Linked DNA regions of Mus musculus: region 2 is linked to region 1. A link is a loop called in an ENCODE intact Hi-C map of the cell type or tissue named here. Cell type or tissue: gastrocnemius. All regions are shown on one strand. Each heading gives the region's core, and the rest is flanking DNA. Links, peaks and the distances in the headings are about the cores only.

Region 1 (14,004 bases), core at 9,005-14,004:
GGCAAGGATTGGATCTCTGTGTCTGGGTGCTGAACAGGAAGGGACCCTGTTTATGACACAGTGACACAGCCCCTTGTCGGGTTTTCCTTCTTGCTCTGGGAAGAGCTGCTTAAGGGAGTGTGTAAGACTCATGGTGTGAGGGCGCAGGCCATCTTGGTGCAGCAGAGCCGGGTCCTGTTGCTTGGGTTCTCCTCTTTATGAGGTTGGGACTCCAGCTGTGGACAGACCTTCCTTCCTTAGACCTATTGAGAAACTTGTGCATACAACCAGGAGACCAAGGAAAGTCACTGACAGACTAACTGGCCCCTTCTCTTTTGTTCTCTGTCTAGGAATGTGGGTGCCAGCAGGACAGGCCATTGGTGAGTCATGTGGAAAGGGGTCATTTGTACACCCCAGGCCTATTGCTGTGAGCACTGGGTTACTGGTGTTGGGAGGAGACCATGGATGTGATCTGGGTCTAGGCTGTGCCAGAGGGATTACTCCAACCTTTCCAATTCTTGTGTTGCAGGTGGCTATGGCCCACCCCCTGCGGGCAGAGGAGCCCCGCCCCCGCCCCCACCCTTCACCTCCTACATTGTATCCACACCGCCTGGAGGCTTCCCCCCACCACAGGGCTTCCCACAGGGCTATGGCGCCCCACCACAGTTCAGTGAGTGCTACCCTCTCGGAACAGACCCAGCATATCAACTGCCATCCATCCAAGGCTGGCTAAGAGTTCGTGGGAGGTTCTTGGATTATTGGGCTGTGCTTCGTGTAGGCTTAAGTCAGTGGTGTCTACAGATTGTGCAGTTAGGTTATGGTAGAACTCTAGGAAGGAGCTGACCCAGGATCCCCGCCCCACCCCCACCCCACCCCCTGCCCCAATATTTCTAGTAGGCACATACTGATAAGACTTGCACCTCATCCACACTGCCCAAGGCACAATAGTGGCCTAGGTCTAGTTCACCTGGCCTAGTTTGCCTGGTTCTAGCAGACACAGCCAGCCTTTCTGAGTAGTCTGATGCTGTGTTCAGTGGTGGCTTCTTTCTTCAGATGCTGGCGTGGAGGCCAGGGCCTCTTGTAGCTAGACAGACATTCAGTAAGTAGGTGTATCCTGGCCCTGTAGTGGCTAGCAGTGGCTTCCAGAGTTCTCACCTAGAATTCCTTGCTATGTACATTACTGTTTGGTGCTCTGGTCTGCTTCTGTCCTGAGCAGCTTGTCTGAGCTGTCTCCTCGGGATAATGGCCCTGGGCGGAGTCCCAGCCTGCGCAGTGTCTGGTAGGATGTGCTAGGTGGACACTGGCCCCTATACTCAGTCGGTTCTGCGACTGGCACCAACTCTTCATACCCTGCTCTCCTATCCCTACAGGTTTTGGCTACGGTCCTCCTCCCCCACCCCCTGATCAGTTTGCCCCTCCAGGGGTCCCTCCTCCACCTGCCACCCCAGGGGCTGCCCCGCTGGCCTTCCCACCACCTCCGTCTCAGGCTGCCCCAGACATGAGCAAACCCCCAACAGCCCAGCCGGACTTCCCCTATGGTCAATATGGTAAGTGGCTGTGGCCATCTGCTTGCTCCCAGGACGGGCAGGAGCAGGAGAGGCTACCACATAGGATTCTGGGATGCTGGATCCCAATCTAGTGCCCCTGTGGGAATGTGGGCTCCCAGGGATCCTGTTGAGTCCTTGGGCATGGTTACTCTAGGCTCTACCTTGTCTGGGGAAGTCCCTATCCAAGCAGTCTGTGTGTGTGTGTGTGTGTGTGTGTGTGTGTGTGTGTGTGTGTGTGTGTGAGAGAGAGAGAGAGAGAGAGAGAGAGAGAGAGAGGGAGGGAGGGAGGGAGGGAGGACGAGAGAGCGAGAGAGCGCGAGCGCGCTGCTTGGGAGGTTGTATCTGCTCTTGTCCCTTTGGAGCCCAGTGGTTGGGGGGGGGGGGCCCTAGGTCAGGGGAGTGGCCAGGCTCTGCAGTGGCAGCTTCTGTGGCCCGGGACCTTGTCATGGTTGATTTATGCTGTCGTGGAAGGTTGCTTTCTCCTCTGCCTCTGCCATTGCTGCAGGAACTCTCTCCTCACTGTGCATAGTAGTGAGCTTCTGCCCTATGTTTGAATCGTCATTCTCACACATGCTAGGCATGTGTCCTTCAGAGTGACATCCTCAGCCTTAATTTAAAAAAAAAGCTTTTCCTTTCTAGTCCGTGTGTACATGCATGTGCCCTGGCCCATGGGGAAGTCAGACCGGACCCTGGGAATTTGTTCTGTCCTGTCCGCATGTTTGGGAATGGAGCTCACAGTCCTGTTTGGTAGCAAACACATAACCAAGTCCTGCCAGCCCTTCCCTCCTCCTTTCTTGTTCTTTGTTAAGCACAGGTGGCCTTGAATTCAAAACTAGTTCCCCCTGCCTCAGTGGGCTTTGGTGACTTCTGTGTTCCACCACATCTAGGTTTGTTTTTGTTGCTGTGTTTTGTTGGTTTGGTTAGGCTTCTTTTTTGAAACAGGGTCTCAGCCATGTAGCCCAGGTTGGCCTTGAACTCACAGAAATCAGTCTACCTCTGCCTCCCAGGAGCGGAATTGAAAGTGTGTACCTCCACGCCTGGCTCCTGTTTGGTTTTGTTTAGAATGAAATTTTCTTTTTAAAAATGATTTTAGGCCGGGCCGTGGTGGTGCATGCCTTTAATCCTAGCACTTGGGAGGCAGAGGCAGGCGGATTCTGAGTTCGAGGACAGCCAGGACTACACAGAGAAACCCTGTCTGGAAAAACCAAAAAAAAAAAAAAAAAAAAAAAGAAATTATTTCATGTGTACTTAGGTGAGTCCATGTGTAACCCATGCATGCAAGAGCCATCTGAAGCCAGAGGAAGGCATCAGCTCCCCTGAGAAGTGTAGTTACGTTACACCAGGGGTGAGCTGCCTGGGTCCTCTGAAAGCAGCCACTTCTCTGTGTGGATTGAGTTTTCATGGCGTTTTCAGATGAGAGTACAGTGTGCTGGGGTTGTGCTCACATAGGCCCGTCACCTGAAGTTGATTTTGGGGCACCTCTGAGTGCTGCTGTCTGTGGCCATGTCTGCATGCCTGGTGCAGTAGCACTCTGAGCTGCTCATCCTCAGGGCCTTGCTCTCTCTGGATCTGGACACCCACCCAAAAACCGCAAGCCCCAGCCAGTGGGGCCTGCATCCATGCGTGCGTCTGCCCGGGCTGGGGAGGCCTCCCAGGGTTGTATTGCCTACTGGCTGGGCAGGCAGGAAATGGTGTCATCTGCCCTTCCCAAAGCTTCACCCCTGACAGAATTGGCAGCAATTGTTCAGGAACACTGGGCACAGCTGAGAGAGTTGTTGGGAAGTTAGGCTGAACCCCAAAACCATTCTGTCCTATTCTGCCTGCCACAGCTCAGGCAGTGACTTCACGATGGGACAGAGCATCCTGGACCTCCCCAGTTCTGGTGCTGTGTGTGTGTGTGTGTGTGTGTGTGTATATGTGTGTGTGTGTGTGTGTGTGTGTGTGTGTGTGTGTGTGTGTGTGTGATGCATCAGGGTAGGGTGACAGACAGGCCAACAGGGCCACCGTGCTACCCACAGACCCGAAGCCTGAACAGCAGCCCCTCTCCTTGGCAGAACCATGGGGTGGGCCACTGTCCCATGACCCTGAACTAAGCAGCTTTTCTCCCAGCAGGTTACGGGCAGGACTTGAGTGGCTTCGGCCAGGGCTTCTCGGACCCCAGCCAGCAGCCGCCCTCCTATGGGGGCCCCTCTGTACCAGGTTCGGGGGGTCCCCCCGCTGGCGGCAGTGGCTTCGGACGCGGGCAGAACCACAACGTGCAGGGCTTCCATCCCTACCGGCGCTAGCCAGGGGCATGGCGGCGGGGCAGGCAGGATTCGGGACTGGTGAACTTGTGACAATCACACTCGGGACAAAATAAATGACCACTCGACCTGGGGGGAGGGGCAGCGGAGGCCGCATCTGGACTGAGGTTTTAAATATATTTCTTTTCTCTGACCCATCAGCACAATAAAAACACGTCACTGGTTCAACAACAGGGTTTAAAAAACGCCTTCAGCTTTAATTCAGAATTTCAGGTTTCTTTTTCTTCTTCCTTTTTTTTCCTTTTTTTGAGATTATTTTCTTGAGCCTTTTGTTTTATGGTATATTGTAAACTTTTATGTTAAAGAAAAAATATACATTTACAAATTGTGAGATTTTTAAGAGAAATTTTCTACAATGTATACTGGCTTATTTTTTAATTTAAAGCAGGGTTCGGGTGTGGGAAGCGGGAGCCCTGGCTCCCGCCGGCGCGGGCTGGGGTGCGGGCAGAGACTACTGCGTGCATTTGGTTTTTTGTTCATTCCTTGCTTTGAGCGGCTTGTGTGGCTGCAGGTGCAACAGGGCCCCTGGCACAGGTGGCAGTGCTGAAGTCTCGGGTGGCCTGGGCCCCACCCACACAGGTGTGGCAGGCAAGGCCTTGCTGGAGGCCCCTCAGTAGGGCTCAGGTTCCCATTGACCAGTTTGACCCGGTTTGAATAAAACAGCGTGTTTGGATCAGAACCTGAGTGCTGTCTGCTTGTGTCTGTAATTCTGGTCTGCTCCCCTCTGTCCTTCCCAATGTACTTTGGAGGGACTGTCCCATTAGAGAAAAGTGGGGTGTGCTGGTCTGAACCATCAGGAAGCAGGAGACAGGACTGGGCACATGGAGTCCCATCTTTGGCCTTGAAGTGACACCCACACAGGTGTGTGTGTGTTTATTGCACTTACTTTGGTGTGCGGAGGGGACTTACATTTTGACTAGACAAAGGGCAGACCTCAAGTGGATCTCCCAGTTCTGTGAGAAGTGTCTTAATCCACTGAGCCGCCTTCTCAGCCCTAAGTTCTCTACTTTTATGGGCCTAGGTGTTGGGCTGCCTCTGCCTATGCACCGTGGGCATGCAGTGCTGACCCCCTCCCTCCACAGCCGCCAGAAGACACCATCACTCAGTTACCTAGCACTCTGGTGAGCAGTCTGTGAGCCACCTAGTGGTGCTAGGAATTGAGCACGGGCTCTCGGAAGAGCAGCTAGACGGGTTTGTTTTTAAATTTTGATTATGAATTTCACATCATGCACCTCATTCCCCCACTTAGCGCCCCATCCCTCCATAGCCACCAGAAACATGGAAACTTCGATGTTACACAGTCCACCTTTTGTCCATATTCATTGCCACAAGTCACTGGTCTGGTTCACAGCCTCTGGCTTCTGCTACACTATCAATACTGAACCCTCACCAGGAAGTAGATGGTGCCCCTAGCTGCCGAGCCATCTCTCCATACCCTTAAATATACCAAGTATGGCCAGGCACGCGATCAGACAGAGCTTGGGGAGTCTTAAGCATTAGGAGAAAGATTTGAGGGTCCCAAAGAGGACAGAGTCAGCTAACCTGGACCCTTGGTGGCTGGTTACAGAGACTGAACCATCAGTGAGCACAGGCTGGACCTAGGCCCTCTGTACATGTATAGCAGATGAGCAGCTAGGTTTTCCTGTAGGTCCCCAAACAACTGCAGCAGGAGTTGTCCCTGAGCCTGCTGCCTACCTGCCCGCCAGCCTGTGGCTTCTGTACTCTAAATGGACAGTTTTGTCTGACCTCGGTAAGAGAAGATGACAACCCACAGCAACTCGATGTGCAGTATGGGCTGGGGTGGGGGCTAACACTAAGAGTGAGGCTTTGCCTGCTAAGGAGGATGGGTGCAGGACTTACCTAAGGGATGCTGGGAAGACCGAAAGCGCTGATACTGGGCTGTAAAGTGAATACATTTAACTCAAAAACTTCAAGTTAAGAAAGTATGGCCAGGGGCTGGGGAGATGGCTCAGCCTTTAAGAGAACTGTCTGCTCTTCCAGAGGTCCTGAGTTCAATTCCCAGCAACAACATGGTGGCTCACAACCATCTGTAATGGGATCTGATGCCCTCTTCTGGTATGTCTGAAGGCAGCAACAGTATACTCACATAAATAAATCAAAAAGTATGGCCAGGCAATGGCAGGTGGATTTCTGAGTTTAAGGCCAGCCTGGTCTACAGAGTGAGTCCCAGGAGGCTGTTTAGGGCTGCACAGAGAAACCCTGTCTCGAAACAAAAAGAATGACCAGGCATGAATGCTCGCACCTTTAATTCCAGCACTTGGAAGGCAGAGGCAGGTGGACTTTTGAGTTCACAACCAGCCTGGTCTATACTGTGAGACTGTCTCAAAAAATAAAAAAATAATAATAATAAAAATAAATAAAAAGAGCACGCTCCTCTCACAGCCGACCCAGTTCTGTTCCCAGCTCTCATGTATTCAGTTGTTCAGTTGTACATGGATAGTGTACAACTCCAGGCCCAGGGGGTCTGGCCTTGGTTCCTGTGTGAGTACCACACACAGGTGCAAAGAAGATAAAATCTGTGACTCGGTTTTAGCAGTTCAGGGTCATCCTTAGCTACATGAGTTTGAAACTTCCCTGGGATACATGAGACCCCACTCGTCATCTCCCCAAAACTATGTGAGTACCAGCTATCCTGGGGAATCAAGTGAGACACCTCAGCCATGCAAAGGGAGATGGGACCTGTGTAGACTGCTTTCAAGTATTTGTGACTAAATGGGATTGCCCCCAAATTATGCAAAGCCTCAGGAGGGCCCTAAGGAGACAAAGACAATTGGAGCTATGAATTTGAGGCCAGCATGATCTCTATAAACCCCTTAACCCCCACCACCACCAAAAAAAATCAAAAAACAAAAACAAAAACCTTATGTGGGGAAGGTAGATGGAGAAACAACTGTCTTAACTCCAGCTCCAAGGGATCTAGTGTACCTAGCCCCAGTGCCAGCATCCATGTGCACTCAACTATAATCAGACCTTTCTTGTTTTGTTTTGTTTTTATCCAGACAGGGCTTCCCTGTGTAGCCCTGGCTGTCCTGGAACTCACTCTGTAGACCAGGCTGGCCTTGAACTCAGAAATCTGCCTGCCTCTGCCTCCCAAGAGCTGGGATTAAAGGTGTGTGCCACCACCGCCCGGCCCAAGGGAGTATTCTCTTTTTTTTTTTTTTTGGTTTTTCGAGACAGGGTTTCTCTGTATAGCCCTGGCTGTCCTGGAACTCACTTTGTAGACCAGGCTGGCCTCAAACTCAGAAATCCACCTGCCTCTGCCTCCAGAGTACTGGAATTAAAGGCGTGCGCCACCATGCCCGGCTTGGTTTTTTCACATGATGTTTCTCTATGCAGCCCTGGCTGTCCTGGCCACTACTGTCCTACCTCTCCTCTCTCTTTAAAGACAGGGATGGTCTTTCTATGCATCCCTGGCTGGCCTGGAATTCACAGACCGCTCTGCCTTCTGTGTGCTACACGTGCCTCTGCTGGACTTTGCTACTTCGTGGGCTTCTTTTTCTTCCATCCTTCTCCACCTTTTTCCTCCTAGCCTTCCAACCCCCAACACTAGATAAGAGAGAAAATGTTGGAGCTGGGCGTGGTGGTGCACACCTTTAATCCCAGCATTTGGGAGGCAGAGGCAGGCGGATTTCTGAGTTCAAGGCCAGCCTGGTCTACAGATTGAGTTCCAGGACAGCCAGGGCTACACAGAGAAACCCTGTCTTGAAAAACAAAACAAAACAAAACAAAAATAGAAAATGCGGCTTCCTTTCCAACATTCATTCATATTCTCTCTCTCTCTCTCTCTCTCTCTCTCTCTCTCTGGTTTTTCGTTTTTTGAGATAGGGTTTCTCTGTGTAGCCCAAGAGCTGGGATTAAAGACAAAGACTTGCCGGGCGTGGTGGCACACGCCTTTAATCCCAGCACTTGGGAGGCAGAGGCAGGTGGATTTCTGAGTTAGAGGCCAGCCTGGTCTACAAAGTGAGTTCCAGGACAGCCAGGGCTATACAGAGAAACCCTGTCTCGAAAAAACAAAACAAAAAAAAGACAAAGACTTGTGCCATCACACCTGGCTTCTATTTTATTATAAAACGAAACACTCACTGGGTCAGGGAGTCTAAAGCCAAGTCCCAGGATGGTGGAAAGAGAGCACTGATCTCTCCAAGTTGTCTTCTAATTAACCACTCACTTTTGAGGTGGTAGGCTCACACATCCCACAAGAAAAGCAGACAGCCTGGAGGTGGTAGCTCACGCCTTTAATCCCAGCACTTGGGATTAGCCTCTGGCCAGCCTGTTCTACAGAGCGAGTTTCAGGACAGCCAGGCCTACACAGAGTCCCTGTCTTGAACCTCCGTCTCCCCCAAAAATGTATGTATATATTTTGCTATTAGGAATCATAATTGTAAATATCTGATATGCAGGATATCTGATATGCCACCTCCAAAGAGGCTGTGACCCACGGGTTGAGAATCACTGCTTGAGACCTTGTACATGAGAGAGGCAGAAACACAGAGACAGAGAAGACAAAGAAAACCAGGGACAGAGAGACAGACACACTAACAAAAACCCCAAAGGGAGCCACGCCCCTCCGGAGGGTAGCGGCGCTTTTGCTCTGGCCTCCGGACAGCGGGGGGCAATGGCGAGTATCCGCAGAGCGGAAGCTGTTGAGCGGTGGAGGCGGGCCCTCCCGGCAGAGCTCGCGATAACTGCGCAAGCGCAGCCCGTACTTCCTTTTCCGAGTAACCGCCAAGATGGTGAGTATTCGTGCACGGCGGTCTGTGCTCCCGGGTATCCGTCGCCATCCTCCCGGGGCCCTTTCGCAAGACTCTGGACTCGCTGCCTGGGGATGTAGCGATGTGCTCGGGTGCCCGGAGACTGCGGATGGCGGGTGCGGAAGGGCCCGGATGGCTGCGGGCGGCCGCGGGGCTGTGTGTCCCCTCGCCCGTCCGCCGTAGCTTAGAGGAGCGCGGCTCGCGCAGCTCAGGTCCCTGGGCTCCCGGGTAAGGTTGCCGAGCCCCTGCTAACCCCGACTCGCGCTCACGCAGGCCGAAGTGGAGCAGAAGAAGAAGCGCACCTTCCGCAAGTTCACCTACCGTGGCGTAGACCTCGACCAACTGCTCGACATGTCCTAGTAAGAGGCCCCGTCACCTTAGTCCCGCCGGGTCGCTGGCCCGTTTGTACATTTTCCTTTTCTGTGGGTGGTGCTGGAAATAGAGCCAGAACCTTTGCACATGTCACATGGGAGAGGCAAGGAAGGGTCTCGAGTGCCGGGCAATGGTGGCGCACGACTTAATCCCAGCACTTGGGAGGCAGAGGCAGGGGAATTCTGAGTTCGAGGCCAGCCTGGTCTGCAGAGCGAGTTCCAGGACAGCCAGGGCTACACAGAGAAACTCTTGAGTCGGAAAAAAAAAAAGGGACCCGTGTAGCCCAGGCTCTCCTCGAACTCCTGATCCTCTCAACCTCCCTAATGTTTGGGTCACCATCACGGTGCAGAGCATCAAACTCGGGGCGTCCTAGCCTCCTAGGCAAGCGCTCTAGATTGTGACCTCAACTCGGCCCCTGCTACAGTTGTGCAGTGTTCGACAGTCTTATGTAGACAGAACTACCTTGCCTCAGTCTCCCGCTGACTGGGCTCACAGGCCTCCCTGTGACCTTGGGGAAAATCAACCACGGATAGGTAATTTGTCTGGGTGGGCTGTCAAAGGAAAAGGTTTGATCTCGGCTTACGTCACTGCCTGTGGAAGCTGGTGGATTCATTTTAGAGGGTTGTGCCCTGAAGGTTGACGGCAGTGCTATGGAGGACTTGTCTTTAGTGAGCTCCCGGCATGTTCCTTTCTGGGTGTGAAAGAAATGGAGCAGTGCTGGCGCAGCATGCTGTCCCCGGGTCTCCAAACCACCCCCTTCTCCCACAGTGAGCAACTGATGCAGCTGTACAGCGCCCGCCAGAGGAGGCGCCTGAACCGTGGTCTTCGGCGGAAGCAACACTCACTGCTCAAGCGCTTGAGAAAGGCCAAAAAGGAGGCACCACCCATGGAGAAGCCTGAGGTGGTGAAGACGCACCTGAGGGACATGATCATCCTGCCGGAGATGGTGGGTAGCATGGTGGGCGTGTACAACGGCAAGACCTTCAACCAGGTGGAGATCAAAGTGAGTTGTGGTCCGGGAGTGGCTGGGTGGGTGGCTTTTCTCTGTGCCAAAGCTGCTCACACCACTCTGCTTCCTCCTCTCAACCTGCAGCCAGAGATGATCGGCCACTACCTGGGCGAGTTCTCCATCACCTACAAACCCGTGAAGCACGGCCGGCCCGGGATCGGTGCCACCCACTCCTCCCGATTCATCCCCCTCAAGTAGCCGAGGCCAATAAAGACTGGTTTTGGTCCCTGGATTCTGGGTTTTTGTTTTTTTTCTGGGGATTGGGTTGGTCCCTGTGTGTGGAACCTGGAGCCTTTTGGGTGGCTGTCACAGTCCACCAGAATGAAGGTGAACAGTTACATGTAAGGGGCTCACGTCCATGTCCACGTCATCTCTGCTGCAGTCTCCGCTTTCAAGCTGCCCAGCATGCACGGCAGAGCTGAGCATCAGGAAGGGCAAGGGGCTGCTCCCTGGGTTTGGGTCTTGGGGGGGGGAACTGCAGTGACAGTGGACACACAAGGGGACCTGCTGCAGCCTGCGTAAGGGTGCTTCTTTTACCTGGAGCTTCATTCTGTGACCTGGGATAGCACGTGTTCTGGAAGACCTCAAGCATGTCACCAAAGCCTATGCTGGCAGTGTGACAGGCTTAGCCTCCTACTTGTGGAATGCTGACACAATTGACATCTGCAGTGGAGAGAACCCCTGGCCTGTTTCTAAGGCAGGCTTTCTTTGAGTTCACCAGGCTGGCTTCAGGCCCTGGTGCTGGGACCAATTACAGGCACCATGTTCAGTGGCTTGTTTTCCTTAGTCTGTCGGCCTGGAACTTGCGTCCACCTGCATCTGGCATGCTGAGACTAAAGGCTTGCAGCCTTGTTAGTAAACATTTTCCCTCTGGGAATGTGAGGCAGGGTTTTCTGGAAGCTTCCAGTCCTTCCTGCCAGGGAAACATGTCTCCAGCCTAGCATAGGCTTGGGTGTGCACATATGCAAGTTAGTGACTTTGCCCACGAGGGCCAGAAGTGGGTATGGGATTACCTGGTCACCATGTGGGTGGGTGCAGGGTCCTGGTATAGTACACGTTAACCACGGAGCATCAGTCCCATCCACAGCACCAGGCAGGTGACACTGATAGGGAAAGATCAAATTAGGGCAATAAATAGTTCAAGGGCTCCTAGGCTTCTCCATCAGGCTCCCTGTTCCTGCTCATCATCTAGTGGGAGTTTACCTGGCAGGCTGCCCCACCTACTTTGCACTTCATGAGACACCAGCACCCTTCTCGGTTCAGCTCCTGACAGAAACGGGGGCTAGATGTGCACCAACCCCTCTGCCAGGCAGGTCTGTTCCTCTGCAGTCACTGGGGTCGCCTACTACACACTTCCTCCTGTGGTAGGTAGCTCAGAGTTAACCGGTCAGCATTGATTGCATCCCTGGCACCTGGAACAGATAGTCCCACCTCAGTATCAAGTGGACCACACCCAGTTTTTAATCTGTTTTTTTGTTTTTTGAGACTAGACCAGGATGGTCTCAGATCCACTTGCCTCTACCTTCCAAGTGAGGGGATTAAAGATATCTGTCACTCCACATGGCCAATTTTTAACTTTTTGCTTATTGCTGAGTACCCAAAGACCAGGCTTGTAGACCTGTTTACCCACTGTACAGGGTTGAGCATACAGAATTCCAGTAATGTTCACATGACAGCGTCCACATCCAGCGGATCCCCTCCATGCCCTGTGCCCGGCTCTAAGGCTGGCACCCAGAACATTTTTCTTGAATGACTTGTGAATCTTAGCGGGTATCTGGGCACGCAGGTGACTGACTATCCACAGGCAGATGCATGGTGTCATAGCCACAGGGTGGCGCTTCTAGCTCCCACAAACACGGACTCTGCATGGGTCTCCTCCTCTTCAACGGACCGGTTCCAACACTTAGGGTGCTCCAGGCCTGTTAGATATATGCTTTGTCGCTCTACCCAAAGAGATCCTGTCTTACTTATATTTTCATCTCCAGAGTCTTGGGTCACCCCTCATCAGTGTAGTGACACCCCCTCCCGCCCCTTGTTTTGCGCAGGCGCAATACTCCCGCCCCTTCCATCCCTGCTGTGGAGGGCGGGGCGCGTGCTGTCCGGGCGGCTGCAGCTTCATGGGGCTCTTGGGACTCCTGAGCCTGCTGCACTCAGCCTTCTTTGGGAACCAGGTAGGATGCAGGGAGTCCTGGTCGGAGATGAGGGTGTGGGGAGAGTCAGGTGAGGTCCTGACTGTGGGAATGGCGGCCCCGAGGACAGTAGAGGACACTCAACTGTCAAGCTAGCCAACTTGATGGGTCGGGGGGCCTTCCGTAGTTGCTCTGGAGACAGTTGCCAAGGAAACCTCCTGAGCATGTGCATGGGGCTGAGTTCCCCTCCCTGTACTGCAGCGACCCCTCCCCCGTCCCGCGCAGGCGCAGGTTTACCTTGAGGGAGACTCCTTCAGCAGGAAACCTCATTTCTTTTCCTTTCCTTTCCTTTCCTTTCCTTTCCTTTCCTTTCCTTTCCTTTCCTTTCCTTTCCTTTCCTTTCCTTTCCTTTCCTTTCCTTTCCTTTCCTTTCCTTTCCTTTCCTCTCTTTCCTTTCTTCTGCGGAGACCCTCAGGTCTCTGAAGAACAGAGGGCTGCAGCTGGTGCACACCAAGCTCAGGCTCCAGCCAGGGCAGGATGCAGGCCTCGACCACGCCCTACACACTCGCTAAGCCTCAGTTTCCCTGCGGACATTACTGAGCTAGAGCCTCCCCGCTCAGCATCCATTGACTATGACATTTCAAAGGTTCTGTTCTGAGACTTGCGGTATTGCAGTTCCGATATGTAAGGGGAAACTGAGGCTGGGGCACAGCTGAGCAGTCAAGGTCACATGACTGAGCCAAAGAAAAGCTTGTGTGCTAGGGTTTTTCCGGAGGTCCTGGCTGCGCCATCAGCCTGCTTCCTTCTGGGGAAACTGAGGGCCATTACTCTGGTCCAGCGGCAGCTAACTCCTCCCCATTAGGACTGTGCCCTGTCACCCCGCTCACAGCCATGCCCAAATGATGTGGTCATGCAGCCCGCCTCTGTGCTCACTCCACACCCACTGGAGCCCACTTAGGGGAGGGTGGCTGGCGGGACACCAAGAGGACACCTGCAGTCATCAGAGAGGCCCAGTGACCTCTGCAGTGTCATGGATAGAGGTCCCAGGGTGCGTGGCCCCTTGGGAAGCCTGAAGTGCTCTAGAGTTGGGAGGCACTGGGCTCTGATCAGCAGGTACAGTGTCTCCTGTGTCACTTGAAGGTCAAACCTCAGGTACTTGGTGACTGGGGTGTCTGTGCCTCTTCAGCAAGGAGGGGGACAGGAGTGAGGAATGTTCTAAAGGTTTGGGGCTGAGGGCATCTTGCCCATGGGTCCCCATAGCCTTCCAAGGAGAGAAGGCAGGAGAAGAGCTCTCCTACCCAGAGGCCTGAATGGAGCTGCGGTGTGAATTGGAGCTGAGTACTTCCTAGCCCAAGTCTCAGTTTGTCTGTATGGGAGTGGCCAGTCTTCCCTTCCTTCCACCAGCCCTTGCCTGAGAGGCCCCCGTGAGCTGTGGTTTCCGGGAGGGAACAGAGTAGGCTAAGGATTCCCACCCAAGCTGGACACTGAGGCCAGAGACAGGTATGCCCAAGGGAGGTAGAGGCAGAGCTGAAGCCAAAAGGCTCTGTGCCCCACCTGCACCCCAGCTCCAGGCCTGCTCAACTCTGTGTTGCTATGAGTACCTTCCTTGCTTTCCCAGGCTTGATGGCTTGCCCTGGCTTATCTCATTACACGCCCCCTCCAGGGCTGTGTGGATGCTTCCTATGCCTGGATCACACCCTAGCTTATTTCTCCATGCCTGCCAGGCACCTTGCCCTCCCAGCACCCGAGCTGACTACTAGTGGGCCGTGCCAACTCTTGCTTTCCCCTTTTGTTCGACACAGGGTCTGACCCTAGCACAGGCTGAGCCTAAACTCCATGCAATCCTCCTGCCTCAGTGCTGGGATGACAGACATGGAGAACAGCCTTCCCCAG
Region 2 (15,134 bases), core at 3,690-8,689, 79 kb after region 1:
CCCCCTCCTCCTTGCCAATTCTGAGTCACCTATTGTCCTCGTGTCCTGTCATGGAGTCCCATGAGTGGCCTTTCAAATCTCCACACACAGAGCACAGTGACTTCCAGGTCCGTTGGTGCCGCATGGGCCTCAAAGTCTTTTTCGTGTTCAAGGTCCATTCTGTGCTCCTGCTCCTCCTCCTGCCTGTGTTCCTGTTCCTCCTCCTGCCCCTGCTCCTGCCTGTGCTCCTGTTCCTCCTCCTTCTCCTCCTCCTCCTGCCCCTGCTCCTCCTGCCTGTGCTCCTGCTCCTCCTCCTGCTCCTCCTCCTGCTTGTGCTCCTGTTCCTCCTCCTGCCCCTGCTCCTCCTCCTGCTCGTGCTCCTCCTCCTGCCCCTGCTCCTGCCCCTGCTCCTCCTCCTGCTTCTTCTCCTGCTCCTGCTCCTCCTCCTGCTCCTGCTCCTCCTCCTCCTCCTGCTCCTGCTCCTCCTGCTCCTGCTCCTGCTCCTGCTCCTGCTCCTGCTCCTGCTCCTGCCCCTCCTCCTGCTCCTGCTCCTCCTCCTGCTCCTGCCCGTGCTCCTGCTCCTCCTCCTTCTTCTGCCCATGATCCTGCTTTTGTGCTCCAGCATGTGGGTGTGCACTGGTGAGCTCGTCCACTCATGCTTGTTCATTGTTGGAAATGACTAGGTCAGGTGTGTGACATTGGAATGTGATGACTGCAGGCACAGCTGGATCTGGGCTTAAATGAAGATAAATGATTCTGTGTCTGTGTCCGTGTTCGTGTGTGTGTGTGTGTGTGTGTGTGTCCGTGTCCGTGTGTGTGTGTCTGTGTGTCTGTGTGTGTGTGTCTTGTTCTCTCTCCCATCTTCTTCCAAGCAAGCACTTACATCTGCATGCAAAACATGACCCAGGGCTGGAGGGACAGCTCAGTGGTTACAGCACTGGGTGTTCCTGCAGAGGACCCTGGTTTAGTTCCCAGCACCACATGGCAGCTTACAACCGTCTGTAACTCCAGTTCTAGGGGATCCAATTTTGTCTTCTGGCCTTCGAGTGTACCAGCACTCATGGTGTGCAGGTACACGTGCAGATGGTACATTTCTTTTTTTTTTTTAATATTTATTTATTTATTATATGTAAGTACACTGTAGCTGCCTTCAGACATTCCAGAAGAGGGAGTCAGATCTCGTTACGGATGGTTTTGAGCCACCATGTGGTTGCTGGGATTTGAACTCCAGACCTTTGGAAGAGCAGTCGGGTGCTCTTACTCACTGAGCCATCTCACCAGCCCCAGATGGTACATTTCTGCCCATAAAATAAGGATGAACACATCTTTAAAAAGAATAGGGAGAGAGCCGGATGGTGAAGGCACACACCTTTAATCCCAGCACTCAAGAGGCAGAGGCAGGAGGATTTCTGGGTTTGAGGCCAGCCTGGTTTACATAAGGAGTTCCAGGCCAGCCAGGGCTTCATAGTGACACCCTGTCTGGAAGAAGAAGAAGAAGAAGAAGAAGAAGAAGAAGAAGAAGAAGAAGAAGAAGAAGAAGAAGAAGAAGAAGAAGAAGAAGAAGAAGAAGAAGAAGAAGAAGAAGAAGAAAAGTTTAAAGGGAAAAGTGCAGATCAGATCACTCTTTTTTTTTTTTTTTTCCAGAGCTGAGGACCGAACCCAAGGCCCTGCGTTTGCTAGGCAAGCGCTCTCTACCACTGAGCTAAATCCCCAACCCCCAGATCACTCTTTTAACCCCAAGGAGGCTCTGAGCTTTTTCACAGCAGAACATAGACCATATCAGGGGCCTGGAGGCGCAGGTAGGATGGTTGGGAGTCCAAGATCAGAAGAGAGGAGGGAGAGGGAGAGGAAGGGATGGAGGGGGAGGGGGCCTAGGATATGCTGATGTTCACATGGCCAAGTGAGCACAGAAAGAAGATTGGCTTCTACCCCTTCTCCATTCCCCGACCAAGTCCTGGGTTTGGAGCTCACTGGCCAGGCCTGGGTCACATGACCTCACCCACTGTAAGAGCTGATGTGGACGGTCGTGAACTGGCACCGGCATTCGCTTCCAACTCCCAATTAAAACACCTTTCTTTCTTTTTTGGGCTGTCCTATAACTCACTCTGTAGACCAAGCTGGCCTCAAACTCAGAAATCCACCTGCCTCTGCCTCCCGAGTGCTGGGATTAAAGGCGTGCGCCACCACGCCCGGCTAAGAATCTATTTCTTATTTATGTACGTGTGATAGCGTCTGCCCTAGGCATGCAGTGCCTGAAGAGGCCAGAAGAGGGCATTCGCTACCCTGGGGTTGACACTGCACCAAGGTTCCCAGGACCAGAGGGACGTGCCCCATCCCCCATCACTGCAGCCCTCTATTCCTTTTTAAGAAGAGGTCTCAGTGGTAGCACAGTATGACTTTAAAGTCAGGGCAATGCTCCTGCCTCAGTCTCTGGAATGAGTGGTGTATGCAGTCACATGTGATTTTGTGGCTTTAGGTCAACAAGCTTAAGGGTGACTTCATGACTACTGTGTCTACCCAGAATGCTTGTCTCTGGGGTAAGAACAGGACAGAGCGCGGGAGCCTACCCGAGTGACTGTGGCTTGCTAAATGACCTACCTACCATGTTTATTTCCATCACCCGTGGGCGTCTGAGCGGGAGCGATCTGTGAGAATCTCCCACGCCCCGAGCCCACAATGGGTGGTTTATTAAAAATAAACTAACTACAGAATACATTAATTCCTAACCTTCCAGGACGATTTATTTCAAAGCAGAAGAACTTCAACAAATGGAAGTTTGCCCATTCGCCTGCCCACTGAAATTTTCTGGAATTTTCTTCGGAGAGGTTAGCCTCAAGAAACAAAATATTTGACCCAGGGGTGGTGACACTTGCCTGTCATCCCAGCATTGGGGTGGTGGAGGGGGAAGGATCAGAGGTTCAAGGTCCACCCTCAACTGCATACTGAGTTCCAAGCTAGCCTGGGCTACATGAGACTATCTCTCAGGAACACAAACAAAACAAAACAATAAAATAAAATAAATCCTGGTCTGACAAGATGGCTCAGTGGGTGAGGGAAGTCTGAGAACCTCAGTTTGATTGGAGACCCACACAGTAGAGAGAAACAAGGTTCACATGATGTACACAGACACACACACACACACACACACACACCATATGCATATAGTAATAATAAATAAATAATAAAGAATCAAATGAAAGAATGAGGCAGGAAGGACGTGGTGCAGCTCTTTAATCCCAGCACTTGGGAGGCATAGGCAGGAGGATATCTGTGGGTTCAAGGCCAGCCTGGTCTCCAGATCTACATAGCAAGTTCTAGGACGGCCAGGGCTACACAGCAAGACATTGTCACAAAAGAAAAGGAAAAGGCCAAAACCCCTCACTAAATCTTGTCTAACACTGGTAATATTTTTGTGTGTGAGGAAAATCCTCAGTGTATTTCATACTAGGAACAAGAACTCTGTGTGTGTGTGTGTGTGTGTGTGTGTGTGTGTGTGTGTGTAAAACTCAGTTCTCCCTTTTTCTAGTCTGTTAGCGACAGGTGACCCCGGAACACCTCATTGGTGGTTTCAAACATGTAACAGAGTCACACCTCCAATCAGGAGCAAGAAAGGTATGGTCAGCCTCTGCGGTTCCAGGTGGACAGATGCCATAGCAACAGTGCCATAGCAACCGTGAGTGACAGTCACGTGTGAAATCTCGGAACCCTGGGATTTCTTATCACGTAAACTATGGAGAAAACAGGAGTGAAGGCCCAGTCATCCTGCTACTAGAAAAACTGAGACAGGAGACTGGCGGGGATCACAGAGACACCCTCTCACAAAGCAAAAGGAACTTAGGGGAAGGGGTGGAGCCCCACCTAGAATCCTCCAATGAGGGGGCTGGGGCGTGGTCATGGATGGAACTCCCCCTCCACCCCCAGTCTAGAATCCCCCAGTGAGGGGCCAGGGTGGGGCTTCTGCTGTGCTTTTGTGGCATCAGAGGAGGGCAGACTGCTGAGCCGCGTCCTTCTGTAGCTGATTTCTGAGTTGAGTCTGTCGAGTCTGTCTTTTGACTTTGCATCACAGGAAGTCTCAGTGGGACATAACTGTATCTTGGATTTCTTGGAATAGACCAGAACTGAAATTTCTATTTAGCAGTGGGGAACCTGGCGGGGATGTGGAGAAACACAGGGGAAGTAAGGGACATTTTGACTCAAACTGGTTTGACCTGGTGTTGTTTAGCTGTTCCAACCAAGCAATAAACATCCGTGACCCAGGCCTGGTCGCACGTGCCTGCAAGCTGGATGCACAATAATTGCCACAAGTTCAAGATCAGCCGAGGACTCAGGCCAAGCAGGTCTATACATCGAGACCCCGCTTCAGCGAGTCAAGAAAACCAAGCCAAAAGTGTGGCAGTACACACCTCCCAATGCTCACTCCCGCAGCTGAGGCAGGAGGATCACATGCTCCAGGCTTGAACTACAGAGCAAAACCCTGTCTCAGACATTAAAAAGGAAAACGGAAGTGAGGCTGTAGCTGAGGTCTCAGGTTCATCCCTGGCCTGGAGAAATGACACAGACCTGTCACCCTGACACTCGGGAAGTGGACCCAAGCTCATCCTGGGCTAGGCTGCAAGTTCAAGGCCAGTTTGGGCTTCACAAGACGCCTCCTTTGCACAGAGACCAATTTATTCCTCCTTGTGGGTCCTGACAAAGAGCTAAGAGAGGGTATGCCTGCAGTGAGTTGTTGCCACCAGAGGGGCTGAGACAAGCTGGGTGAGTGAGCCTGGGCACCTGGGTGAAGGGCAGAGAACCTAGCTCCTGTTCTGTGAAAGCAAAGACTGGAGCTGTGGAGGCGGCTAACGGAGAGAGCACTTCCGGGACTAGGATGAGGAGATAGATGCCTTTGCATCTCCAACACCCACATAACCAGCCTGGATCTCCATCCCAGTGTGGGGAGGAGACAGGGAGCTCTGGGATTTGCTGCCTCCAGCCCAGCTGTAGATTCAGGGAGAGGCCCCGACACAGGCAGGGATGTGCAGAGTGGTGGGTAGTGCCTGATCTCCTCTCCTGGCTCCTCTTCAGGCCTCGCAGATGGAGAAACCTCCAGGCAGTCTTGTGATCACTGGGGAAACATGAAGAGCACAGCTTCCAGATGGCTCAGCGGTTAAGAGCACTGACTGCTCTTCCTAGAGTTCCTGAGTTCAATTCCCAGCAACCACATGGTGGCTCACATTGGAATCTGATGCCCTGTTCTGGTGTGTCCGAAGACACAGACCGACAGTGTATTCATATAAAAGAAATAAATATCTTGCCAGGCAGTGGTGGCACATGCCTTTAACCCCAGCACTTGGGAGGCAGAGGCAGGAGGATTTCTGAGTTTGAGGCCAGCCTGGTCTACAGAGTGAGTTCCAGGACAGCCTGGGCTACACAGAGAAACCCTGTCTTGAAACAAAACAAATAAACAAACAAACAAGAAAGAAATGTCTTTTTAAAAGAGCATGCCATCCTTTCTAGAAGACCCAGGTTCAGTTCCTAGCACGTGGAGGCTCACAACCATCTGTGACTCCAAGGGATTCACCACCCCCTTCTGGACATCATGGCCCAGAGCATACAGGAAAACACTCATACAAATCTTTAAAACCAGGACCTAGACAGTGCTGGCGCATGCCTTTAATCCCAGAAGGCAGAGGCAACAAAGTTCCAGGACAGCCAGGGCTACACAGAAACCCTGTTTCAAAAACAAACAGGAACCGGGCATGGTGGTGCATGCCTTTAATTCCAGCACTTGGGAGGCAGAGGCAGGTGGATCTCTGAGTTCGAGGCCAGCCTGGTCTACAGAGTGAGTTCCAGGACAGCCAGGGCTACACAGAGAAACCCTGTCTCGAAAAAGAAAAAAAAGGAAAGAAAAAACAAAAAAAAAAAAAAGGAAGGAAGGAAAGAGGGAGGGAGGAAGGAAAGAAAAGGAAGTGACAAAAATCTTCTGTAAGTCCAGGGATCCAGCTGGGTGGTTCTGCCCTTCCAAGAACACTTTGGGGACATTTGGGCTGTCAGGACTCAGGGGGTTCCCACATGGAGTGAGTAGAGGCCAGGGTCAGCGCTTAGCACTCTGTAGGGCCCAGGATATCGAAGACAACAACCTGCAATAGTGTCCCCTAGCTCAGGAGGACAAAACTCTGCATTGAAAAAGAAGAAAGAAAGAAAGAAAGAAAGAAAGAAAGAAAGAAAGAAAGAAAGAAAGAAAGAAAGAAAGAAAGAAGGAAAGAAAGAAGGAAAGAAAGAAAAGCAAAGGCGCAGAGGGTGAAGAAGCGCCCTGCTAAGCCACCCCCACAACCTGCACGGACTAGGTAGCGGACTAGGGTAGCTCCCAACTGGCGGTCACTCTGGTTCCAGGGGCTCTGTCGCCATCTTCTGGCTTCTGTAGGAAGTGTATCACACAGATCATACACATACTGAAAAGCACTCAGGCATGTAAAAACTCAGAAATTTGCCTGCCTCTGCCTCCCAACTGCTGGGATTAAAGGTGACTTTGTGGCATGAGGGGAGATTTTTTTTCTTTTTTTTTTTTCTTTTTTTTTGATTTTTTGAGACAGGGTTTCTCTGTGTGGCCCTAGCTGTCCTGGAACTCACTCTATAGACCAGGCCGGCCTTCTTCTTTTTTTAAAAATTTTGTTTATTTTATGTATATAAATACACTGTAGCTTTCTTCAGACACACCAGAAGAGGGAATCAGATCTCATTACAGATGGTTGTGAGTCACCATTTGGTTGCTGGGAACTGAACTCAGGACCTCTGGAAGACCAGTGGGTGCTCTTAACCACTGAGCCATCTCTGCAGCTCTGAGATTTTTTTTTTTTTGAGACAGGGTTTCTCTGTGTAGCCCTGGCTGTCCTGGAACTCACTTTGTAGACCAGGTTGTCCTCAAACTCAGAGATCCACCTGCCTCTGCCTCCCAAGTGCTGGGATTAAAGATTTTTTTTTTAATGGCAGTTTTACAAATGTCTGGCGGTTGAGGGGGAGAGAGGGTGAATTAGAAGCCACAGTTTCCCCCTCTGTACAGTGAAGTCACTGATACCTCTAAGTAGTAGATGACCTTGAACCTCCAACCCTCTGACTTCCATCTCTCCAGTGCAGGGATCACAAGCGTGTGCCACCACACAGGGCTTCGGAGGTTCTGGGAATGGAACTCATGGTTTTGTGCTGGGTAAGCTCTGCAGTTGCTGCCCTGGCCCTGTTGGTGAGCATTGTCATTGATGTGGGCTAACATGCATGTCGGTCAGAGGGTAGGGAGCAGGACCCAGTTCTCTCCCATCACGTGGGTTCTGGGAACCTAACTCGGGTGCCCCTGAGCCATTGTGATGAATCAGTTTTCTTTGTTTGCTTTTTGAGACCAAGTTTTTCTCTATCCTGAATTCTCAGAAATCCCCCTGCCTCGGCTTCCCGAGTGCTAGGGTGGCAGCGGTGGATCATCATGAAGCTATGGCACTCCCAACCAGGAGTTCTGCACACAAAGCCACAGGCGTTTCTACTGAAAACTATGAAATGAGACTTAGTGGTAGACATTTTTATTCCCAGCACTCTGGAGGCAGGGGCAGGGGGATGTCTGTGACTAGCCAGTCTAGTCTACATTGAGAATTCCCGGACAGCCAGGGCTACATAATGAGATGCCATCTGAAGAAAAAATAATTAACTGAAATAATAATAATAATAATAATAAACCAAGTCCCGCAGGATCTGTCAATCAGTGCTCAGGGCGGCTTACAGACACTGAAGCTCTAAGCCTGCATGGGTCAGCACTTGGTCCTCTGCAAATGTGTGGTGATGCGGGAGTGGGGTTGTCACTGCTCATGGGAAGCTTTTCCTTGTAATGGGTCACCTCGCCTATTCTTGATATGAGATGTTTGTGCCCATCTTGTAACCTGCTATGTGGTGTTTGGTTGATATCCCTCGGAGGCTTGCTCTTTTCTGAAGGGAAGTGGAGCAACTGTGGATCTGGAGCGCCTGGGAGGAGCGGAGGTTGTAGGGGCTAGGAGGAAGGGAAGTTGCAGTCAGGTGTAGTAAATAAGTGAAGAATAAATTTATCTGTTAATTTAAAAAAATAACAAAAACAAAACAGCCAGACGTGGTGGCACATGCCTTTAACCCCAGCGGAGGCAGAGGCAGGTGGATTTCTGAGTTCGAGGCCAGCCTTGTCTACAGAGTGAGTTCCAGGACAGCCGGGACTACACAGAGAAACCCTGTCTTGAAAAACCAAAAAAAAAAAAAAAAAAAAAAAAAGAAAAAGAAAAAGAAAAAACCCACAAAAAACCACTTTCCAGTTACTACTGTCAGAGTCTGGGGAAAGAGACAAGGCCTGGGACACATCAGAGAGGGCCCTGTAGCAGGCAGAGGCTCAGCTCACTGTGGGCTGCTTGGTGAAACAGGGCCCAGCGTGGCGAGTTTTGGAAGTGCAAGCTGTGCTTGTGAACAAGGTGTTATGTGCCGCTTTGGCCACACGGGGGCGACAGAAGATAGGTCCAGGGCGCCTTTTTTTTTTTTTGATCCAGGGTCTCTGTATAATCTGGCTGTTCTGGAACTAGATCTGTAGACCAGGCTGGCCTTGAGGTGAGTGAACTTTTTAGCATAGAATTCTTAAGCAAATAAAATTTAAAACGTAAATCCATATTTGTTGTGTGTATGATCATGGGGAGGTCAGAGAACAAGTTTTGTTTGGTTTGGTTTGGTTTGGTTTGGTTTTTCAAGACAGGGTTTCTCTGTGCAGCCCTGGCTGTCCTGGAACTCACTCTGTAGACCAGGCTGGCCTCGAACTCAGAAATCTGCCTGCCTCTGCCTCCCAAGTGCTGGGATTAAAGGTGTGCGCCACCACTGCCCGGCATCAGAGAACAAGTTGGAGCCACTATCTCCTATCACCATGTGGGTCCTGAGGATTGAACTCACGTTGCTGGGCTTGGCAGCAAGCTCCTGCACCTGCTGAGCCATCTTCCAGGCCCTAGTAGAAATATTTATAGAATCCAACGCTTGATCTCTGCCTGTGTCATTTATCGTGAAATGATTATAGTTAGCAGGGGACTAAAGGCGTGTGCCACCACTGTTGCTGTCTTCAGACCCACCAGAAGAGGGCATCAGATCCCATTACAGATGGTTGTGAGCCACCATGTGGTTGCTGGGAATTGAACTCAGGACCTCTGGAAGAGCAGTCAGTGTTCTTAACCACTGAGCCATCTCTCCAGCCTCCTCAGAGGCTTTTTATTTATGTTTTAGATCTCTAGAAGAATCCCAGGATTCCCTCCCGTGTGTTCCTTTCTGTCTTGCTTCTTCACGGTCCATAATGCCAGCTGAGGGTGTCAGCACAGTGAATCCACACTGGGGTCTTCTGCCCTGTCTCAAGGTCTTTGAGCTGCACAGCAAATCTAGGGCTGACTGCTCCACACTTGTTCAACCTGCCTGGGAGGTTCACAATTTCCCCAGCTCCGTGCTCAGCAGTGATGGATGTCAAATCTACCACTGCAACCATGCTTTTGTTCACTCCCTATCACCGATAGGGAGTGAACAGAGACTCTGGAGGCGACTGATGAGGACCTGAGACCTGACTTTTGTCTGTTTCTCAGCGTTGACGCTCCTGAGAGCATCTGCCAGGACATTCCTGAGCACCAGAAAGATGGTGAGAAGGGGAGGGCCGATGCTACGTTTTTCGTGTGTGTGTGTGTGTGTGTGTGTGTGTGTGTGTGTGTGTGTGTGTGTGTGTGTGTGTGTTGTGCTCTGGGATCCCAGTGTTTTTATCAGTTTGTCCTTGTGTTGCCCTGATTCGCCTATGTCAACACCTGGATGTTAACCAGAAGTGGAGGAGAAGTGTCGGCCTGTGGTCCCAGGGCTCAGGGTCTGGGGACACCTCAGGGAGAACGGGAGGGATGGGCAAGCGGCTACAGCACCCAGCTGCTCCCGCAGAGGATCCATTCGGTTCCCAGCTCCCACATGGGGGTTCACAACCTTCTGTGACTCCAGCTCCAGGGGACCGACGCCCCCTTCTGGCTGCTGCCGGTACTGCACGTACATGCACAGAGAGATGCAGGCAAAATGCCATAGATATTAAATCAGATGATGGGGTTTTTTGTTGTTGGGTTTTTTTGTTTGTTTGTTTGTTTGTTTGTTTTTTGGTTTTGGGTTTTTCGAGACAGGGTTTCTCTGTATAGCCCTGGCTGTCCTGGAACTCACTTTGCAGACCAGGCTGGCCTTGAACTCAGATATCTGCTTGCCTCTGCCTCCTGAGTGCTGGGATTATAGGCGTGCGCCACCACGCCCGGTTTCCAGATGATGTTTTTAAAAGGCAAGTAAAGAAATATAACAGACTAAAGTGCTGGTGAGCTGTCTCAGCAGGGAAATGTGTTTGCCTCCAAACCTGAGGACCTAGTTTGCTGCCCAGACACAGGGTGGATGGGCAGAGCCAGGGCCTGCAGATTGACCTCTGAGCTCCCTGCGACTGCTGTGGCACCAGCCGCTCCCACATATGCCTGCAGCCACACACCATTTGGAACTCAGGTCCCCAGGTCCCACCTCCTTTTGAAGGCTCCCTCCACCAGCCAATTTGCTCTGCCTGTCCTCGACCCCCTGCGGGTCACTCTCTTCCTTTCCAAACTGTGGCAGCTTGCAGGTGCTGTCAGCTGTACAGTTTATCTTATCCAGCCGTTGCCCTGCGGCCACAGCCACCCTCTGCTGCTGACCACTCGCTGTTGTGCCTTCCAAATTTTAGTTTCTTTGGTCAGGGCTGCGGGGACAAAGAGTCTCAGTGGAGCCATTGAAACATCAGGGCACGACGGGCTGATTCCGTTATCTTGAAGGCTGAAGGCTGAGTGTCCTTGGGGTGCGTCCCTGTCACTTCAGGCTCACCCTGTGTCTATCTGACTGCTTCACTGTCTACTCCTAATCCTCCTGCCTCAGCGTCCTGCATGCAGGAATAAAAAGGCCTGCATCAGCTCGCCTGACTTATACAGTGCTGGCTCTGAAACCCAGGGTCCCATGCATGCTGGGTAAGCACTCTACCCAGCCACAGCCCACCCAAGCCTCCCTGCTTCCTTCGTTTCTTTCCTTAAGACAGGTTTTCATGTAGTCCAGGCTGGCCCTGAGCTGACCATCCTCCAGCCTCAGTCTACCAAGTGCTGAGATCCAGGTGAGTGGCCTCAAGGGTCTCTTCCCTCAGACCACCTGTCACACACACACGGGACCTGGTGCCCTAAGCCAGGGTGACCTCCACCCTGACCCCCTTTTATTTTTTGGTTTTCAAGACGAGATTTCTCTGTGTAGCTCTGGCTATCCTGGGAATCACTCTATAGATCAGGCTGGCCTCAAACTCAAGAGATCCTCTTGCCTCTGGCTCGGGAGTGCTGGGACTAAAGGCATGCGTGGGCTTCCACACCTCTCACCCTCCAGGACCTTCGTTGCTCCTAGAAAGACTGCCCCCCCCCCCCATGACAGTAAGGTCCCAAGAGAGGTTCTTGGGATTTTCTGTGTGTGGCGGTGAACATAACCTCAAACAGCCCAGCCCCTCAGGTCCCAGCGTAGGATGTAGGTCTTAGGAGTGACCCCTCTCCTATAGACGGGGCATACGACGACGTGTGATGTCCTGCCTCTTCCTTCTCTGGCTGAGCGCCATGTATCTGATAGCCTGTCACCTTTCATGCCTGGCTTTCCTATGGGCTCTGTAACCTGCCGCGTGTTCCTCCTTAGGAGTTGAACCATGGCCGAGGAGGAGGCAGAAGTTTCTGACCCTCTAGGGTCCTGTGTCCGGAAAGGCCGAAGCAGACTAAGCAGAGCTTCCCCCTAGGTCGGGGAGCTGAAAACCACCAAGGGGAGTGGCATGTGTGACCGGACCAGGCGAAGGTTGGTGTGCTTCAGGTTCCCAGATTTGGGAGCTGTCACACAAGCTGAGTGGGCCTTGGTGGTGCAGCTGTCTTTGGCTCATTTTTGTTCCTGTAACCCCAATAAAACCCGTCTGTCCACCAAGTGGGACTTTGGTAGCATCGTCTTTGTCCTGCAGTAGGCTCTGTATCTAGGGTAAGCAGAAGTGAATCGTGTTGGCCCCCACCCCGACTTTTCGCCACAGCCCCTCCCTGGCCCTCACCTGTTGTCAGGACAGCATGACACTCATCCCACAGGTCAGGTCACAAATGCTACTAGAATCTCGTAACTAGGGGTGTCCATTGCCCAGCAACCATCACCTCCACAATCAGTGTTTTGGCATCTCAGCTGGGCTGCCTTGGTGGCTGAGGTCTGTTCCTAGCGTGAGAGGGGCTCACACATTATGTGCAGGCTGCCGGAGTGGATGGTGGGTCCCCCAAATATGCATGGGGTATATATCCCTCAGGACCTGTTTGCCTTTCCATGGGTCACAGCTCTTATATGAAATGGACCGTTATCCTCAGGGTCTCGCTCCCTCCTCCCACACCACGCGAACGCCAGCGCTTACATATAGGAAAACAACTTTATTAAGAAGGCTTTCAAGTCCAAAAATAAAACTCTGGATACAATGTTTTTAAACCCTTAAATCAGTTCAGCAAATATATAATCAGTGATTTAGCTGTCAAAGATTAAAGGTCCGTTGCTTTATTTAAAATAAAATATATTTTAGTTCTTAAAATTTATTCCGTAAAGTACATATATCTAATATAAATTCCCTACATATACACAGGAAGTATGAAGTAAAAATAACAATAAAAAAAACTTTAAAAACCTTTTTAAAAAACAACAAAAAAGAACCGCAACACTGAGTCTTAATTTAAAAACAAAACAAAACAACCACAATAAAACAAGTTATAAATCTGTCGATGGGACCCCCCTTGGATACCCTCCCATTACCCTCCTCTTGTCCACCCCGTGGCTGATGTACAAAATGGTATATGTTTGCCCCCAAAAAAGGGAGTGTGTGTTGGGGGTGGGGGGAAGCCACCTGCCTTTTGAAGTTTCTACAAGAATCCACACTGTTAAATCCAGTGAGAGTTGTAAATATCGTGTTATTTTTTGTTTTAAGATCACCCCGGAAACGGGGAGGGGCGTCTTAATAAAAAGTGCAAACAGAGAATTTTCCGGTTTATTGTCACCGGCTCACTCAATACTGTCACTTGTCAAGAACGGAGGCGCTGCTGCTGGGCCGCAAGCTGATGGCCTCGACGCCTGCTGCAGGAGTTAAAGCTGTTTGCGACACGCGTGGGCCCCTCAACCTCCCCACTTCCCCACCTTTCCCCCCAAGTCCTGCCCGGTCCCTCCTCTCCCACCCCAAGGCCTGAGGCCCTCCTGCTTGGGGAAGCCAGGGCCACCCCATCAAGTAGGGGTACACTAGGAAAAGATATGAATGGCTTGGGTGGCTGGCGTGCGGCAGGCGGGACATTCTGGTTCACTCTTCCCGCAGATGCGGACAGCACAATCCATGCAGAAGAGGTTGTGGCCACAGGGGACCAACGCAGCCATGGCCTCACCTTCAGAACACACCACACACTCTCGAGCCAAGGCTGCCGAGGGTGGGCCAGGGGCTGCGGTAGACGCAGAGGAGTTCGCTGCTGTGGTAGATGGCTTGTGGTTGCCTTCCGAGGGGACAGTGTCTAGGGTGGAGGACGCCAGGGTTGTACTGGGCAGAGAGGGGGTTGTGGAGAAGGTGGTACTGCCAGAGAAAGGCGGCAGCGCGCTCTGCGGGGGTCGCCAAGGCACAGCACCCACTGGATCTGGGACGCTTCGACGCGCCAGCGGCAGCTCCAGGCTCAGTCCTCCCGGCTCCGGCAGCGTGGGTGAGTGGCGCGGCGTGGTGGCGGCCCCGCCGCCGCTACTGCGCCGTGTGCCTGTGTTGGGTTGCGCGGGTGCCCCATTAACTGCGGGGCAGCCGCTGAAGGCTGGCAGGGGCGCGGCTCTCTCGAAGGGCGCCCAAATGGTAGCCGTGGCAGGCACGGTCAGGTCTAGCGCCAGGAAGTCAAAACCAAAGTCACAGTCCTCTGGGGTGGCTGTCCCCGTTGGGGCACTGGGACCGTCCCCACCAAATGTGAAGCCCCCATTGCCTGAGCCCCCATAGGGGCTGCTGGGACTTGGGTCCGGCAGTGGCGGCCCTCCACGGCTGCCCACATAGAAGGGCTCAGGGGTGCTGGCTGCCCCCAGGGCGTTATCCCCTCGAAGGCCGCCGGTGGCCGCGGGGGGCCTCCGTCCTGGGTGGGGGGCCTTGGCCCAGAGGCTGGCTGCAGCTCCTAACAGGTCTAGACACACGTCGGTACCATTGGCATGGAAGTCACTGTCGGGACCCGAGTCAGTGAAGGCCCCTGTGCGCAGCGTGATGTGAGCCTCAATCTCTTCCCGTGCACGGTCAACGTTCTCGGGCATCCCAGTCACAGCGAACACTGGTTCCTTGTCGCGCCCGGGAGTCACGATGTACGTGTGCGTCCTTTGCTGGATCCGTTTGATGGTGGCGCCCTTAGGCCCCACCACCAGCCCCACCACTCGGTAGGGCACGCGCACCTGGATGGTGGTCTGGCCTGGCAGGTTAGGGGGACCTGGAGTGGCCCCCGACAGCCCGCCCGCCTTGCTACGTGTGGCTCGGATTAGAGAGAAGTGCTCAGCAGCCGACAGGATCTCCCGCTTGGCCATCTCCACATCCTCCTTGCGCCCAGTCACGATGAAGACCGGCTCCTCACCGCGCACTGGGGTCTTGATGTAGGTATTGGTCTTGGCACGCAGGGCCTTGATCTTGCACCCTAGGAAGATGGGAGGGAGACACATGACACCCAAACTTGATACCCATATCTCATGGTCTATGCCTAGACAGTCCACCAACTCCCTGAGTGAACTAACTCGCTGGGCCTCATTTCCATCTCTTGATGCAAAGACCTGGCCAGAAGAGCAAGCACCCGGGCAGGGAGGGCAAGGTAGTTCACCGGTTAAAGGGACTTGTTGCCCAGCCTGATGACTGAACTCTGAGTCACCAGGACCAGTGTAGTGCAAGGAAGGACCCAGCTCCCACTGAATCTGCACTCCCCCTACCCCCCCCCCCCATGAATGAATAAGTTAAACTTTTCAATGAAGGGAACCTGGCCACACCCCCCAGCATCAGCTGACAGTCATTCCCCAATCGTAGCTGAAATGTAATAAACAGGACTCAAAACAATCCAGGTATGCCAGCCGTCTGCCACTGTCCACAGGGGTTTACT

The links. Hi-C counts contacts between places; a loop is a spot of excess contacts. Peaks named below come from ENCODE experiments on the same cell type or tissue, not always from the same donor. Only the 100,000 strongest peaks of a DNase experiment are listed, where the experiment ranks them.
Region 2: it touches region 1 in a loop (8-fold over the local background); 10 of 42 quality-filtered maps call a loop at or near these places.

Annotation. Positions count from the first base shown.
Region 1 is chr10:80,283,901-80,297,904 of GRCm38, forward strand. Rps15 (ribosomal protein S15) reads left to right here and starts at 8,531. Exons shown (of 4, transcript NM_009091.2): 1 at 8,531-8,583; 2 at 8,875-8,960; 3 at 9,742-9,976; 4 at 10,067-10,214. The coding sequence starts at 8,581. The coding sequence ends at 10,180. Gm30682 (a long non-coding RNA gene) reads right to left here. Exons shown (of 3, transcript XR_871874.3): 1 at 12,409-14,004; 2 at 11,207-11,901; 3 at 10,235-11,085. Dazap1 (DAZ associated protein 1) reads left to right here. Exons shown (of 12, transcript NM_133188.3): 9 at 330-359; 10 at 509-649; 11 at 1,350-1,526; 12 at 3,639-4,508. The coding sequence ends at 3,811. It also overlaps a transcript of Apc2 not described here. In gastrocnemius, for the core only: a CTCF peak has its summit at 11,806 (motif pointing right); DNase peaks (open chromatin) are centred at 11,843, 12,039 and 12,323; H3K4me3 peaks cover 2,085 bases; H3K27ac peaks cover 2,108 bases.
Region 2 is chr10:80,367,941-80,383,074 of GRCm38, forward strand. Mex3d (mex3 RNA binding family member D) reads right to left here. Exons shown (of 2, transcript NM_198615.2): 2 at 12,415-14,681. The coding sequence ends at 13,285. Among named protein-coding and RNA genes, the nearest start is that of Mex3d, 12 kb to the right of the region's middle. In gastrocnemius, for the core only: CTCF peaks have their summits at 6,373 (motif pointing left) and 8,419 (motif pointing right); DNase peaks (open chromatin) are centred at 3,875, 6,354 and 8,436; H3K4me3 peaks cover 325 bases.